Regions from separate parts of the Homo sapiens genome. Here region 2 is linked to region 1. The links are chromatin contacts, found by Hi-C or POLR2A ChIA-PET in ENCODE. All regions are on one chromosome and are shown on one strand. Each heading gives the region's core, a stretch centred on a gene start or an enhancer-like site at or near the end of the contact. The rest is flanking DNA. Distances are from core to core; before and after follow the strand shown. Region 1 holds the start of DNAJC14 (DnaJ heat shock protein family (Hsp40) member C14). Region 2 holds the start of CBX5 (chromobox 5).

Region 1 (3,743 bases), core at 849-3,348:
CAGCCGCTGCCATGGCCTGCTATCTCTCAGCAGAGTCAAGCAACGCTGCAAGGCTGGAGAATCCAGCCAAGAGAAGAGCCAGGTAGCCTTATCCCTCCAGCCTAACCGGTCACCTAGTCCCACCAGAAACCGCCATCCCAACTGTAGAAAGCCCAAAAAGAGGGCCAGAGCCAGGAGCAGCAAAGCACCCAGCAGCTTAAGAAAACGAGTAAACAGTCCTACTCCACAGTAAAACCCCTGGCTTAGAAACTGAAACATGACCTGGGCCCAGCCCCCTAACCGCCCTGTCCACACTCCCATCCAAACTCGAAAAAGGTCCAAATCACTGCTTTTCAGTTGCCTGCAGGCATAGATGAGATGGCCACAAGTTTCTACGTACTCTCCCACCAATACCAGCAGTTCAATCAGCCACCAAAAGCCTGCCTGTCCAAGTTGACATAGTTCCTCGGCTCCCCACAATCCCAGGCCTTTGCGCTTATCTGCCTGACTTCGTTTCCGACCCAGCCGATGTCGACCAGGGGACCTGGGATCCCTACGTCCACCCTCCCGAGTATCCTCCTTCGTTGGAAAGCGGTGCCGCTGTCTCCGGGATGGGGGTTTCTTTCCGCTGGACACACGTGAAAAATCACTGGGGAACTTGAGAGATTCTTCATCATCATATTCCTCTTCCAACTCATCTTCCCCCAAAGCTGGAGAGGTACAGTGGTGGCAAAAGTTGCTAGAAGAACCATTTCCTCCCTCAGAGTAAGGCCCTTCTGGAATTCCAGGTGTTCCCTGGCAGTTGCAAGCAGATGGAATGGAAAGAAAAGAGTTCCCATCCTTCTGGTTCCCAGTCTCGTTTTCTTTTGAGAGTTCCTGGTCCACTCCTGATTCTTCTTCTGAAGACGTCTCACTCTGATCAGGGTCCTCTGCATCTCTAGGTGGTCCTGGACCCCCTGGGGGGCCATGGCTTGGGTCCAACCAATGGGCTGGGTTTGGGTGCTGTGTGTGCTTAGGACCAGAGTGCTCTGTGAGGCAGCGGGTACCATTAGGAGCAGTCCCTGCTGAGTCCCTGAGTCCTGAGAATGAAGGTATTTCAGGGTCCACGGAGGGTCCTAAAGTCCTGAGGGAGGCACCACCACTGTGGTGGGCTCCATACAACCCTCTTTCTCCGGGGTGCTTCTGGGCCATGACCCCGGGGCTTCCTGAGGGTCTTAGGTCACAGCCATCATGGTGTGTTCTGATGCCTGTAACAGATATCAAGGTGGAGACAGTCAAGGATGAGACCAAGAGAGGAATTAAACAATCTCAAATAGTGGACACATTTAATTCATCCACCTCCCTTGTTTTCCCAAGTTCTTTTGGGGCATTCGCTATTCCTAGCAATAAGCCAAAACTAGACTCACCACAACCCTGCTTGCTCCCTCCCCTCTCCTCCAAATCACTTAAGTTTTTCTTCTTTCCCCAGAAAACTATAACCTTCAATCAGGGAAACAGGGAGGTACCGTAAAGGGTGTGGTCGGGGGAGGGTGGGTCACTCTTAGGAAAATGGGAAAGACCGCCGGAAAGGGGGCCACAGACTTCCAGTAATGGGTGGGGGCCATGCGGCCCTGGAGGAAAATCTGGGGGCGGAGCTTAGGGCTGCCCCTAAGAAAGACTAACAGGGAACCCACCGGCTGTGTAGAAGGGACGAAGGTGGCCGGGCACCGTGGCTCACGCCTGTAATCCCAGCACTTTGGGAGGCCGAGGCCGGCGGATCACGAGGTCAGGAGTTCGAGACCAGCCTGGCCAACATGGTGAAACTCCGTCTCTACTAAAAATACAGAAATTCGCCAGGCGTGGTGGCGCGCACCTGTAGTCCCAGCTACTCGGGAGGCTGAGGCAGAAGAATCGCTTGAACCCGGGAGGTGGAGGTTGCAGTGAACCGAGATCGTGCCACTGTACTCCAGTCTGGGTGACAGAGCGAGACTCCATCTCAAAAAAACAAAAAAAAACGAAAAAAAAAAAAAAGACGGACGTACCGAAGAACGGCGGTAACTCCTCCCCCTCGAGCCGCCCGGCCTGGGGCCAGGGTGAGCTACGAGAGCCGCTCTCCCGGCTCCGCCTCCCGCTCACGCTCTGCTTCCGCCTTCCGTCCCCGCGGCCGCCGGCGACCTGGGCCTACTTCCACTTCCGGGGTCACCAGGGAAGAGACGGGAAGGAAAAGAAATAGCGGTTGGCTGAGAGGCAAGCCAATCCAGCTAGGGCTGCGTCGACTCCAAGGAGGCGGTCCTAAGGAAGTACTGGCCCCGCCATTTAAAGGCCCCTCCCTCCGCGTGTGGGAATGGGATTCCCGCAGGTTGCACCGCAGGAAGCAAGGCAGGTGGACTCTGCACCAATGCCTGCAGACTAAGGGCAGACTCTCAGGATTGCTCTGGGTGTATTCCTAGGCTTTGTATTCCTGGGAGATGGAGGGCAGCCACCGAGCCACATATAGTCTTTTTCCCTTGCAGACAAAACCAGGGAGCTCAGAAGAGTCACTGCCCTGATCCCTTCCGTGCCGGCAGCTGCGAGGACACAGGCCCCTTTGTATCCTGCGGTGCGGAGGTGGAGCAGAGGAGAGGGTGCCCCGGCTGGCCCCCTCCCTCGCCCCGCAGCACTGCCCCTCCTTTCACAGCAACCCACGGCCTCCCCCGCGCTTGACCCAGCTGGCGAGCTGCCCCTTATACCTGGATCCGCCCCTCGGGTCGCAGCTCCCCAGGCCCGATCACCGAGCGGTGCCTAGGAACTGGGAGCGTAACTTGGCTCGGCTCAGAACTTTGCCCGTGAGCCAAAGAACACTGAACTCATCTACCTGCTGCTTGACATCTCATCTGCATACCAAGCTATTTGGTGGACGTCCACAAGCGCCCCCGCCCCCACGTAGACCCAGTTGGGTCCCCGTTCCGTCGGTCCCCTCCTCTGCACACGCCTCTAGCCTTATACCCCGTCTTGATCCGAAAGTTTTTCCACCCATGAACCCCCAGTTGGCGCTCCCCGACCAGCAAAAGCCCCTTCCCTGGTCCACGATCCCGACCACCCGGTTCTCCAGGAGACAATACTCCAATTCTCTGGAAAGTGGAAGAAACCAAGCTGAAGCTAGGGGGGCGCTGGGACCCCTATTGGGGCTTTGAGAGCTTCCGGTTGTCATCTCCTAAGTATTCGGAGACCCTTCTCCAAAACTCTTGGGGTGACCCTCAAGACTCTTACCTGCTATATAGTTGGGGGTCTCTGGTCCTGGACTAGAGCAGTAGGCAACCTGGGTCCCCCCACACACACGGGAAAGAATTGGAGGGGCCTGCCTTGTGATGTCACCCCTCCTCCCCCCACCGCGCGCACGCGCGCGCGCACACACACAAACACAAACACACACCCCAACACACACGCCCTGTCCCCTTTCTCCACCCTGCAAGCTAGTTGCATTTAGCTCACAGAGCCTGGGCTGCGACTTGAAAGAGTTTAGGCAGCAACAGAGTGACCCTGGGGGTGCTCTTGACCGACAGCCGCACCCCCGGCGTCTAGGACCTCCGAGCAGGGATGCATCTGGAGGTCTAGGGAAGCACTTCCACCCCCTCCTCTCCTCAATCCTGGCAGGATGGTGAGTAGTTAACATCCCCTCCCCAACCCCCGCTTGTCCAGGGTCCCCAGACTTCCAAGCAGATTGAGGAGAGGAGCTCCGAGAGTCAACCCTCCAGCCTGTAAGGACCTTGATATCCAAAGGACAGCTGAAGAAAGTAATGTGCCTG
Region 2 (4,133 bases), core at 1,065-3,564, 1.5 Mb before region 1:
ATTTTGAAAAAATAATAAACTCTAGTGTTCTATTTTTATTTTTTTAGCAATGGGATCTTGTTGTGCTGCCCAGACTGGAGTGCAGTGGCTATGCACAGGCATAATCATCTCACACTGCACCCTTGACCTCCTGAACTCAAGCCTCCTACCTCAGCCTCAGCTTCCAGAGTAGCTGGGACTACAGGAACACGAAACTGTGCCCTGCATACTCCAGTATTTTAAATGAATGGTTTTCAACCAAGGGAGATTTTATCCCCCATCCCTACCTCCCCGGACATTTGGCAATGTCTGGAAACAATCTGTCACAAATGGGGATGTGGCGAGTGATGCGATGTTACTGGCATACAGTGGGTAGAGGCCAGGAATGTTGCTAAATATTTTACTATGCACAGGACACTCCGAGCACCCTCAACAAAGAATTATCTGCCTCAAAATACCAACAGTGCTAATGCTGAGAAACCTTGCTGTAGGTCAAGACTGTATTCCTTCCAAACCTAAATAAATCCAGGACAGATACCCTTAACCAGTATCACTTTAGTTCTCAGAAGCTCAGCAACTCCATTACTAGCATACCTACAAATAGGTTTACAGCCAGGTATAAATTATAGGTTTGTCCTTTTGCTAGTGCCAGAGAACATGGAAATCTCTCCTCTGTTCATAAACTGCTATTAAAATCGTCTGTCTTTGGTATAAAGTCGGAAAGGTCTCTAATTATAAGTGTATTTCATAGGTAGTTGATTTTCAGTATTTAAATATTTTCCCTTGATCCTGAATAAATTATTGAATAAAGCAGTAAGACTCTGATACAGCCAATGTTATCAAAATTTATTTATTTCTCCAAAAGATCCTGGAATAAGCAGAGTGGGCATTACCAAAAGGAGATAGACTGCATGTAAAACACACTTCGAAGGAAATCTAATTAAAAGGCAAGGAATAATCCAGGTGATGGATGAATCTTCTGTCCCCAGAACCCTAAATATTACCCTCTTTGTTTCTTTTTTATTCCAAAGTCAGATATCCTCAAAGGAACAGCAAAAAGAGGGACTTTAGGATATCTTCAATGGTGTAAAGAAAAGAAATATATGAAAGTTCCCGGGAGAAAGAGACTAAAATAAAAGCACTGGGCACATGGATTACATAAAACAGAAAAGGGGTTGTAAGTATGTGATTATGACTAGAAACACAAAACAATCGACTTCATTTTTTATTTAATTTTAATCACAAATTATTAACCTTGCAAAGTTTTAAACATTAAAGATCTAATCTGCCTCGATCCTACTGTGTCCCTAGGATTGACACTTTGGTGTGTAGCTTTCCAAAACTTTTCTGTGGACCTACAAACATATTTGTCAGTAGAAATATGCACTATCAGGAAGGAGATATTTCTTGAACGCCTTTCCATGACAGTACATAGAGATTTCTCCCATTCGTTCTAACATTTTAACAGTCTTCCTAAAGAAGCGACTTCTGAAAGTATTATTTAAAAACAAACAAACAAAAAAAAACAACTCCTGTTCCCCAAACCTCAAGTGGTGAGGGGGCGGGGGAAAAATGCTCAAGTCGAGGAATACAGGAGCAAACTTACGCTTTCAAGGAGGTGTATGGGACTGAGGCCTAAAGGCTTCGTTAGAGAAGTCATCGTGGATAAAACATCCACCCTCACACGCCATTACAGGCACCGACTCCCCTTCCTCACAACCCCAAATCGAAGACCTCCCTCTTTTGGAGAGCCGATTGGACGACTGGTCCCAGCGCTTTCCTTAGGCTGTCCGTCTACTGGTTCCAGATTCGTTCCATCCGTTTAACCGCCCGATCCCGCATTCCCCATTGGAGTCAAACCGCTGCCTCCTGGAGAAGCCCAACCTACCGCGCGCTTCCTGCTCACTGGCTCAGTGAGACGCTGCTCAGAAGGGGAAAACCCGTCTCCCACATTCCGATGGCCCAAGGGCCGATCAGTCGGCAGCTCAAGGCAGACCCAATTGGCCTATACACAAGCCAGTCAAAGTCTTCGGCTGCACAGCTCCAAAGAACCTACGGGGATTAAAACATCCCGCCCCCTGTTCTTCTATTGGTTGGCCCGACCCACCGCTGCCCCTTCACTATCCCCCCACCCCGCCGTCCATTCATTTCACACAATAACGGGCCCAAATGGAGTCAGTTCAAGACCTACTATGGGTAGATAAGACTGTCTGCCACTTACCCGGGATTGAGAGTGATCACTCACGCTAACGTCTGCCCTGTTCCTGTATGGTGAGGCCGCACCACAAGCCACCACCGCCGCCGCCTTCTGCGCAACGCCAACCGCCCGCCAAAACGGATCCTTCCCTGCGCCTGCGCAACCAATCCTGGGACCGGACCTTTTTTCTCCGCCCACTACGCATGCGCAAAGCTAGGACAAACTCCCGCCAACACGCAGGCGCCGTAGGTTCACTGCCTACTCCTGCCCGCCATTTCACGTGTTCTCAGAGGCAGGTGGAACTTCTTAATGCGCCTGCGCAAAACTCGCCATTTTACTACACGTGCGGTCAACAAGAGTTCATTGCAAAAAAATTGTTACCTCCTGGCTGCTTGTCTAATACATAGTGTTAATCATGCTTTGCCAAGCGACTTGACTGTAATATTTGCGCGTGGAAGATTAAAAAGATGTTAAACACCCAAGGTAGATTCAAATGTGAATGATTGGTCGGTTGGCCAATCAGACTGGTTAACAATAACATTACTCGGGAACCAATGGACTCCAAGGGGTGGAGACGGCGTAGAACGACCGAAGGAATGACGTTACACAGCAATGTGGCACCACAGGCCAATAGCAGGGGGAAGCGATTTCAAGTATCCAATCAGAGCTGTTCCAGGGCGGAGTCTACCAATGCCGAAAGCGAGGAGGCGGGGTAAAAAAGAGAGGGCGAAGGTAGGCTGGCAGATACGTTCGTCAGCTTGCTCCTTTCTGCCCGTGGACGCCGCCGAAGAAGCATCGTTAAAGTCTCTCTTCACCCTGCCGTCATGTCTAAGTCAGAGGTGAGTTAGGCGCGCTTTCCCACTTGAATTTTTTCCTCTCCCTTTCCTGAATCGGTAAGATGCTGCTGGGTTTCGTTCCTTGCACCAGCCCATTCTACAGTTCCTTCGGTCGCTGCCACGGCCTACCCCTCCCAAAGTTCAAGTCGCCATTTTGTCCTCTTGATCGCCATGAGGCCGCTCTCCGCCAACCATGAGTTATCATGCGGGACTCGTTACTCGTAGCAAAATTCTTAGGCACACAGGATCTTTGTCTTTTTTTAAACCTTGCCTTGGTGAGCGAGTTTTCTAAAGAGCGATTAGTCCCATTGTGGAGATGCACCCCTACCGCCCAAGCCTTTGTTGCGCGTGCGTCGGAAGGCGACTAGGGACGCATGCGCTTGCGATTTCCTAGCACTCCCAACTCCAGCATACGGCCTCCCTTGATAGGCAGAAGCACGTGTCTTGTTGCGACCTGAACGAACAATAAGTGCTAGGTACACAGTTGGTGTCTAGTTTTTCTTTTCCTCGATGGAAATTGTTTCGTGTTGTAGCCCATTTAACACTTCCCCCTCCCCCCACTCTAGTCTCCTAAAGAGCCCGAACAGCTGAGGAAGCTCTTCATTGGAGGGTTGAGCTTTGAAACAACTGATGAGAGCCTGAGGAGCCATTTTGAGCAATGGGGAACGCTCACGGACTGTGTGGTAAGATTTGGAAGGGACAAAGCAGTAAAACAGCCGATTTCCTTGGCTTATCTTGGTGCAGTCTTCTCCGAATGCTTATGAAAGTAGTTAATAGCATTATAGTTAGAGCTTTGTTGGCAAAGGAACGTCCTGCTTTGATTTTAAAAGCTACCTCTTAAATCTAGGGTAGTGGGAAACTGGACGACTTTTTATAAAAGGCTGGTGTAAAGTTTCCTATTGCCCTATTCAAAGTTAAAATGACAAAAGCTTTTGCGGTCAGACTTTGTGTTACATAAATTAACACTGTTCTCAGGTAATGAGAGATCCAAACACCAAGCGCTCCAGGGGCTTTGGGTTTGTCACATATGCCACTGTGGAGGAGGTGGATGCAGCTATGAATGCAAGGCCACACAAGGTGGATGGAAGAGTTGTGGAACCAAAGAGAGCTGTCTCCAGAGA

What was found. Hi-C counts contacts between places; a loop is a spot of excess contacts on that map. ChIA-PET counts read pairs that join two places held with the same protein, here RNA polymerase II (POLR2A). Pooled maps may share reads with other maps.
Region 2: a loop to region 1 is called in a pooled map, with 11 times the contacts of the local background. The contact joins the promoter of CBX5 here to the promoter of DNAJC14 in region 1. A Hi-C loop is called at or near these places in 9 of 50 pooled maps. POLR2A ChIA-PET finds 5 or more read pairs at or near these places in 3 of 52 experiments (CD4-positive, alpha-beta T cell, MCF 10A and Panc1).

The regions. Positions count from the first base shown.
Region 1 is chr12:55,827,489-55,831,231 of GRCh38, forward strand. It overlaps DNAJC14 (DnaJ heat shock protein family (Hsp40) member C14), which reads right to left and starts at 2,099. Exons shown (of 7, transcript NM_032364.6): 1 at 2,001-2,099; 2 at 1-1,226. The coding sequence starts at 1,170. It also overlaps the pseudogene TMEM198B. RefSeq lists a silencer at 2,037-2,146 and enhancers at 2,675-3,412, 3,367-3,566.
Region 2 is chr12:54,277,808-54,281,940 of GRCh38, forward strand. It overlaps CBX5 (chromobox 5), which reads right to left and starts at 2,315. Exons shown (of 5, transcript NM_012117.3): 1 at 2,201-2,315. It overlaps HNRNPA1 (heterogeneous nuclear ribonucleoprotein A1), which reads left to right and starts at 2,919. Exons shown (of 11, transcript NM_031157.4): 1 at 2,919-3,015; 2 at 3,579-3,695; 3 at 3,988-4,133. The coding sequence starts at 3,001. It overlaps SCAT2 (S-phase cancer associated transcript 2), which reads left to right. Exons shown (of 2, transcript NR_157844.1): 2 at 845-1,256. RefSeq lists enhancers at 1,678-1,767, 1,920-2,679, 2,198-2,247, 2,538-2,627, 2,638-2,697 and 1 more and a cis regulatory region at 1,714-4,014.